Regions from separate parts of the Homo sapiens genome. Here region 2 is linked to region 1. Evidence: chromatin contacts called from ENCODE Hi-C or POLR2A ChIA-PET data. All regions are on one chromosome and are shown on one strand. The core of a region is the stretch at or near the end of the contact, and the rest is flanking DNA. Distances in the headings are between cores, read along the strand shown.

Region 1 (4,032 bases), core at 1,098-3,597:
TCTCTGTCTTCACTAAAAGTCTGTGTTGTCCATGTCAAGCATTATTCATTCAAAAATAAAGAGAGGAAGAAAAAAAAAGACTTCCCTTTTTCCTTAGAATCAGAAAATTAGTCTTGAATGACATCTATGGACTCTCTCAGTTGGAAATGAGGTCAAACTGACTTCCTTAAGGTCCTGTCTTAGTAACTCAAAATACTCAAAATAGAACTGAAACATAAACTTAGATTTTACTTCACTGCTCAGGGGAGGAACATAAGTGTTAACTAAACCCCCAAGGTAAGAAAGGTAGCAAGATAAATCACCCAAAGATCACAGAATGCCCAATCCATATACAGAATTGTGCTATTGTTATTGTCAAGAAATTTATCACCTTGTCATACAACACCAACACTGTTGAAATAGCTATTAAAACACTGTAGGAAGTGCTAAATTTTCACATAAATTTTAAATTTCAAGTGAACTCTTTGAAGGCAGAACCCAGTTTTATCTTTTATATAACAGGCACCCAATAAATGTTGGTTAATGGAATACAAATAACATTTGCAGCTGGTCACTTGTGAGGAAATTGTTTCCCACATTTTTCTCTAGAATTTTTAATTAACTATTACTATTAAACTGAGTCTACATGATGGAAAAGCTTGACTCTGGAGTTTTAGGTTGAGTTCCACTTTTACTAGCTGTGTGATCTTGGAACAGTTTATTAGTCTTCTAAATTACTGTTCCTTACTGTGGATAAGAGAATTCATGTGGATTACAATCAGAATTAAACCAGATAATGTCTACAAAAAGTTTTCTATGAACTATTTAAAAAGGTAAGGAATTATCACTCGAATGTATTCTGATTTAAACTGAATTGTGTTCGAATTGGCCTTGAGTGACGATTTGGCCTAGAAAGCCTATCTTCAGAACATCACACACACACAAAAATCCAATTACTTACAATGATTTTTTTGAGACGGAATCTCGCTCTGTCGCCCAGGCTGGAGTGCAGTGGCGCAATCTCGGCTCACTGCAGCCTCCGCCACTGGGTTCAAGCTATTCTCCCGCCTCAGCCTCCAAGTAGCTGGAATTACAGGCTCGCACCACCATGCCTGGCTAATTTCAAATTTTTAGTAGAGACGCGGTTTCCCCAGGCTGGTCTCAAAATCCTAGCCTCAAGCAATCCACCGACTCGGCCTCCCAAAGTATTGGGATTACAGGCGTAAGCCACCCCGCCTGGCCAGTGATCTTCCTAAACAGAAATCTGATCACATAACTTCCCATTACAGAGTCTAACCCTAACCCTGTGCCTACAACATAGTCAAACCTCTTTAGCAAGGCAGATGACCTCAAGCAGGATTTCACTGCCTCTTTGTCACAGCACTTAACAAGCTGTGATGTATTTATTTTTATTCGTCTACACAGGTCTTCCCTACTAGATTCTGAGTTTCAGAAGAAAGGCCTCTAACTCGAGGTTCATGAATGGACCTGCACAAGGGGGCGGACGGGCTGAAGTCCTGCCTTTTTTTTTTTCCAAAAAACCCGTATGCTGTGCCGTTAACGTTCATAAAAAAGTCCTTGTCGAACGTTTTAAACAGCCAAGGTGTTTCAGCTTTAATAAAAGCTGAAAATTTGGCAATACCAAACAGGTCACCAAGCCACAGTCCGCTTCTTGGCCTCCTCTTTGGTATCAGAGTTCGGCTAGCGGCTTCCTGTGGCCTCTTAAACAAGGACCTCATTTTGGGAGCCATTCGAGAGATTTTTTCTCATCATCTAAAGTAGCATTCTCGCCTTGCACAGCTGAAAGTCATTTCTCGAAATCGGAGCGCCAGAAGCGACAGGAGCCACTCCAGGCCCGGGGGAAGCGAGCAAAGGGGCAGCGGGCTGCGTTTGCCAACGTAGGCCTCTCGGGTCCCGCGCCGTTCTGGGCCTTCTCCGTGTTTCCGGCGCCGCCCTCGGGGTCCCTTACAGAGGGCGGGAGGCGGGTGGAGAGACGGGGCAGGAAGCAGGCGGGATCGGCCTGGGAAGAACCCGTTCTGGGACCCTCTAGAAATCCCAGACAGCCCTCCCGGGCTGACAGCGCCTGCCTTGGAGCCCGACGCGCTCATCGAATTTAGATTGACTCCTTCGGCTCTCCGTTTTCCTTCTCTAAGGGAAGGGTGGGACTTCCTATTTTATCTCTTAGCGGCTTCCGGCAAGAGCTGATGTGTTAAAAACAAGACAGCACATGGGCCTGCCGGCCACTCGGATAAAAAACAAGGAACTCGACCTGGATTGTACTAAACCAGTTCCAAGATTCTGTTTTTCGGCTGTGGCGTCCGGCGCTGCATCCACTACGGAGTCGCCTTGGAAGCCACCGGAAGTCCTTCGACGGAGAAACAGGATGTCCCGCCTCTTCCTCCCAAAGGGAAGACGGTGAGCCGGAGGAGTCAGTCAGAGGGGCGAGCAGGAGCGATTCCGTCGCCAAACAGGTAAGTTATTCTCTGGCCGGGGCGGGGGGTTTGGAGGCGGGGACCGTCCAGCGTCAGCGCGGGGCCTGGGGGCGGTGGCTTGAGGGCTCGAAGCCGGGCGGCTGGGCGCCCAGAGCCCCGTCTGGGCCCTTCGCTCTTTCTCCTCCCCCCTCCCCCCGCCTCCGCCCCTCCCTGTCGCCTTCCTTCCCGACACCCGCCCAGACTCACGCCCGGACACACACCCTCGCTCGTTCGCTCACGCTGCCTCGCCGCCCTCCTCCCCCAGGCCCCAGCTGCCGCCCTGCCCTCTCACCCGCTCGCTCCGCAGGCCGGTCCCGCGGGCAGCCTCGCTCCGCGCCCTTGCGCGAGCGGAGCTCTTGTGGACACCTCGGGGCTGCGGACCTAGCGTGGCCTCGGTTTCCCCTGCCGGGTTCGCCTGTCCGCGCAGAAACAGTCCCCCGTTCCTTCGGGACGCACCCCTGCACCGAAATCGGGCCGTTCTCGCGTGCCCGGGTTGCTCTCAAGTGGAAAACAGATGCTCCCCTAGCTGCACAGCTGCAAGCTTTAGCGTCTGGTTTCCAGCAGGGGCTCCCTGGACCGCCCGCCCACTCTCGTGTCACCCCCAGGTGCCCTGGCTGCGCCGCTGCTACTCGCGCCTTCTTCCGTTAAGCGACGCTGGTGTGGGCGGGCGGAGGGCACACAAGTGCGGTGGCCGAAAGCACCGCGGTGGCAGCGAAGGGTCCTAGCCATTCCCGACTTCAGCTCGCTTTGCGCCACTGCGGGGAGACCCGCGGCTGCCTGACACCGCTGCGGGCAGCAGTGGGTTTCTCAGTAGATGCTCACCTCTTTCCAGCCAGCTAGCACGCCCTGGGTGCTTGGCCTCCTTCTGGAGTTTAAGCTGGTGGAGGCGGGGTGCAGTGGCCGCTGACCTCTGTCGGTTGCGCTGGGTTTTGAGTAGCCATTTATTTCATTGGGGAGTTTTGGAATAGGACATCCCACATCCGTGGACACACATGTAGAATACTTTTATAAGTAATTACAGTCTTAATAGTGATTTGAGTTACAGCTTTGCAGTCTATGCCTGGTGACATCCTAGTCGTAGTATGTATCTGTTTTGTGGTGAAGTGCTGGTCCATTTAGAACACTGTAGACAGGGGCCCTAACATATACTCATCAGAACCTTATTAAGAAGAGCTTATATGTCATTTGGCATACTCACTGTGCTTCATTTAGTACAGCAATCTTGTGTAGTAGGAATTATTCCCTTTTTACAAACTGAGACTCACTTTGCTATATACAAAATTACTGCTACTGGTACAAGGTAAAGCTTTCTTCTTGCGTGACATGTAAGGCAGGTGTGATAATTGCTCACAACACAGTTGCTACTGGTGCATTTTTTTTTAAACTTTATTTCGGAATAAATTAAGATTTACAGAAAAGTTGCAAACAATAGGACAGTTCCATTGGTACCTTTTAAGCAGAGCAAAGTGGCTCCACTTCAAAAACACTGGTTCTTGCTTTATGCCAAACACCCTTCTAGGTGTTGGAAATAGTAATATACTTCCCTAGAGGATTTTGAGATCTGGTTGAATAGACACATAAA
Region 2 (4,032 bases), core at 1,533-4,032, 400 kb before region 1:
TCTGCCACCCCCCCCACCACCCCCACCCTCCCTCCATCACCCCCACTCATCCATCCCCCTCCACCATCCCCCCCTCCACGTGGATGGCTTCCATCAGCAGTTTCTCTCCTTCTTCAGGAGGCATTCCATGCAAAGGCAAGCACGAAGGCTTCCTTTCTCCTTCTTGACTGTACCCGCTCCTTGCCCCTTGCTTTTAACTTTGGATTGTTATTGGAGATTGCTCCATGGAAGCCATCCCATTCCCGTCACCAGCTGCCTCATGGTGCTTTGTCTGAACACATATCCTGTCCCTATCAGAGGTCTTTGCCAGCCTTCTGCTGTTCGAACGAAGTTGGATTGGTTGTTTCAGCTTTGATTTCTCTGCAAACGGCGAGGCTGCCCACTGTGCCAAGGCTCTGTTCCCAATGCCACCTACCAGCAGCTGCTTCCTCCAGGCCCTGGCCCTCTTGCTCCACTGGCTACTACCTAATCCTTAGTGTGGCCTGAGGAGTCCTGGAGAGGAGGAGGCAGCACCACTGTCCTCTGTTCTGCCACCTTAGCACTGAAAATCCCGGGGGGAGTTTAAAGATAACATGTCCTCCCCTGCCTCTTCATCATAGTTGAAAACCTCTCACCTAAAGTCAGAATCATTTTGAGGAAAAAAAGAAATATTATAGTAAGAAGAAATAATAATGTTCTTCACATTCCTTAATGAATTTTTTCATTGTAGATGGGCAAAGACTTGGAAAATCTCTTCTTTCAAAAAGATTTGGAAGTGGCATAGAAATATTAACATCTGAGGAGTGGCTGGGACTGCTAAGGGAGATGGTAGAATGAGAAGAGGAGAAGATCAGAAAGGAAAGGAATCAAGGTGTCCACAGGGCTGAGAAACTCACTACAGGCTCTTGGGAAGGATCTGTTTCCTTGCTCATTTGGGTTACAGGCAAATTCAGTTCCTCAAGATTGTAGGACTGAGGTCACTGCTTTCTCACTGGTTGTCATCTGGGGCCATTCCCAACTTCTAGAGGCTGCCACACTCCTGGGCTCTTGGTCTCCTTCCTCCATCTTCAAAGCCAACAGCAGTGGGATGAGTCTTTCACACTGAGAATCCCTCCTCCTCCTTTCATCTCATCTGCCTGACCCAGCCAGGAACGACTATGTGCTTCTAAGGATTCACAATGATGATGAGATAAGGTATGAACTTTGCCAAGAATCAGGTTCTTGAGTAAGCAACAGCAGCATCTGTTTCAAAATCCAGCTCCCCCAGCTACAGAGGCTGGGCTCTGACCCACACAGAAGCACTGCTCTCTCTCTCTCTCTTTTTCCCCCAACAGGGTCTTGCTCTGTCGCCTGGGTTGGAGTACAGTGGTGCCATCTCGACTCACTGATGCCTTGGCCTCCCAGGCTCAAGCCATCCTCCCACCTCAGCCTCCCAAGTAGCTGGACTACAAGTACGTGCCACCACGCCCAGCTATTTTTTTTTTTTTTTTTTTTTTTTTGTAGAGACGGGGTCTCACTCTGTTGCCCAGACTGGTCTTAAACTCCTGGTATCAAGTAATCCTCCCACTCCGGCTTCCCAAAGTCCTGGGATCACAGATGTGAGCAACAATGCCCGGCCAATGTTGCTCTCTTAACAAGCTCATTTTGGGCAAAGAGGAAACAGTGCCATGCCAGACCACAGTGGAGACTGGGGCAAAGGAAAAACCAGTATCTCTGATCGTGTCTTTACTGCAAGTGTTGACATTTTGTTAATCCTGGATATTCTGCATGGATTTTGATTTTAAAAAATATTTCTTTAAAGTATTATTTATCCAGGCCAGGTGCAGTGGCTCATGCCTGTAATCCCAGCATTTTGGGAGGCCAAAGCAGGTGGATCATTTGAAGTCAGGGGTTCGAGACTAGCCTGGCCAACATGGTGAAATCCTGTCTCTGCTAAGAATACAAAAATTAACCAGGTGGTGGTGTGCGCCTGTCATCCCAGCTACTTGGGAGGCTGAGTCAGGAGAATTGTTTGAGCTCGGGAGACAGGGGTTGCAGTGAGCCAAGATTGCGTCACTGCACTCCAGCCTGGGCAACAGAGCGAGACTCTGTCTCTCTCTCTCTCTCTCTCTCTCTCTCTCTCTCTCTGTATATATATATATATATATATATATATATATATATATATATGTGTGTGTGTGTGTGTGTGTGTGTGTGTGTGTGTGTGTATAATTTATCTTGATGACTGAGTTTTTGTCACTTCCTTTAAATTGGGTGCCCAAAGTGAGTCCTCCTCTTGCCTCCCCGAGTGCCAGAGCCCTGAGAGAAAATAAACCATTGCTGAGGAATCCAGGTATACAACTTTCCCAAATCCAGATTTATATGCTGCTTAGAATAGCAAAATCATTCCACCATACCAAAAATGGGCAATGGAACCAAAAACGTTCATAGTATTCTGAAACATACAGAGTTCTACATCTTGTCTTTGCGTCTTCCATTGATCCAAAGGAGAGAGGAGTAATGAAGATAAAGAAGACAGAACTGATTCTATTCCTTCCTGCCATGCGTTTAACTTTTCAGTACACGGCAGCAAACATGCTCAGAATGGTAGATTAATGCGTTTCATCAAAAGAGGGAGCCCTAACCTTCATTTGCTCATACCTGAGGCTTTGGCTCTTTGTTTGTCTTTGTAAATAGAGGAAGAATGTTAAGTATTCCATATGAAAGAACCAGGTATCGTTGAGTTGATTCTACTGTTTGCCTTTTGTCGTTTTGTTCTGTCTCCAAACCAATTCCCTCTGCTGGGTGGGTGAGAAGGCTTCCTGGTTCTCAGCCATCGTAACAGAAATTCAGGGTCTTCAGAGCCTAAATGACGCCTTACCCCTTCATGGCCACTAGAGGGCAACCGACACCACCATAATGAATTGATCCACCCAGGTTTATGATATTAACTAAGTTGATAATTATTTACACTATAAAGGCATTCTTTTGAGACCATTCTTCCTTTAGAATATCCTTTTAAAGGTATTTGTCTCTTTAAGATATATTTTATATAGCATTTATTTACATTTCGATATCCCCTAGTAAGTCCAATTAAATTTTAAAAAATTTGGACACAGCCTCCATGTATTCAACAAATATTTAAATATTACAGTTTGCATTCCATAAGCCTTTGTGCTAGACAATGAGGCCACAAATTTGAAAAAAGACTCAATCCTTGTCCTCAAGAATAGATGAATGGGAAGCACAAATAACTACAAGTACCAGAGCCAACATTTGCACAGGGACAGGCAGCATGGGTAAGGGAGTAATTCACTCTTTGGGGGAGGGAGAGAATTCAGCTAAACTTGTGTTGTATTTTGCACAAAAGGGATATGGCCAGTATGTAAAGTAACATGCATTTAATGGGAAAAGTGAAGCAATTGATATACTCTTAAAGTGTTTATTACTTGAAATGTTGGAAGTTTGAAATCATTCCCACTCTCTCCCAAAGGGAATATTTTGTTCATCACTGGATTTATCAGAGAAAAAAGCAAAAAGAAAGTGAGTACAAAATCCCCAAGACCTAAGTGCATTAGAAATCTCAAAGGGACTATGAAACATTCCCCTGATGTTTTTCCCCCATAAGAAGCTTAATTTGCTAAAACCCTTTCACTCCTGTAATCCCAGCACTCTGGGAGGCCGAGGTAGGCGGATCATGAGGTCAGGAGATCAAGACCATCCTGGCTAACACGGTGAAACCCTGTCTCTACTAAAAAAAAAAAAAAATACAAAAAGTTAGCCAGGAGCAGTGGCGGGCACCTGTAGTCCCAGCTACTCGGGAGGCTGAGACAGGAGAATGGCATTAACCTGGGAGGCAGAGCTTGCACTGAGCCGAGTTCACACCATTGCACTCCAGCCTGGGTGACAGAGGGAGACTCTGTCTAAAAAAAAAGAAAAAACACTTTAAAAGATATATTTTAATTTGAGAAAGAGTTTTTTAAATGTATTTTCTCCAAAAGCCACATTGTATATAGCCTGGTCCCGGAAATGCTCCTCCCCTCCCACTTGGAGAAGCCAGTAGGGCAGGAAGCT

Evidence for each region. Hi-C counts contacts between places; a loop is a spot of excess contacts on that map. ChIA-PET counts read pairs that join two places held with the same protein, here RNA polymerase II (POLR2A). Pooled maps may share reads with other maps.
Region 2: a loop to region 1 is called in a pooled map, with 8 times the contacts of the local background. The contact joins the enhancer-like site here to the promoter of ZNF407-AS1 in region 1. A Hi-C loop is called at or near these places in 9 of 50 pooled maps. POLR2A ChIA-PET finds 5 or more read pairs at or near these places in 2 of 52 experiments (activated CD4-positive, alpha-beta T cell and activated T-cell).

What each region holds. Positions count from the first base shown.
Region 1 is chr18:74,595,488-74,599,519 of GRCh38, forward strand. ZNF407-AS1 (ZNF407 antisense RNA 1) reads right to left here and starts at 2,348. Exons shown (of 2, transcript NR_024484.1): 1 at 941-2,348. ZNF407 (zinc finger protein 407) reads left to right here and starts at 2,383. Exons shown (of 9, transcript NM_017757.3): 1 at 2,383-2,450. RefSeq lists enhancers at 2,159-2,368, 3,159-3,378 and a silencer at 2,469-2,768.
Region 2 is chr18:74,193,714-74,197,745 of GRCh38, forward strand. No RefSeq gene overlaps it. Among named protein-coding and RNA genes, the nearest start is that of TIMM21, 47 kb to the left of the region's middle. RefSeq lists an enhancer at 3,888-4,032. Within about 2 kb of position 2,783, at least 9 of the 41 ENCODE cell types and tissues checked have a DNase peak (open chromatin) inside an H3K27ac peak, as active enhancers do.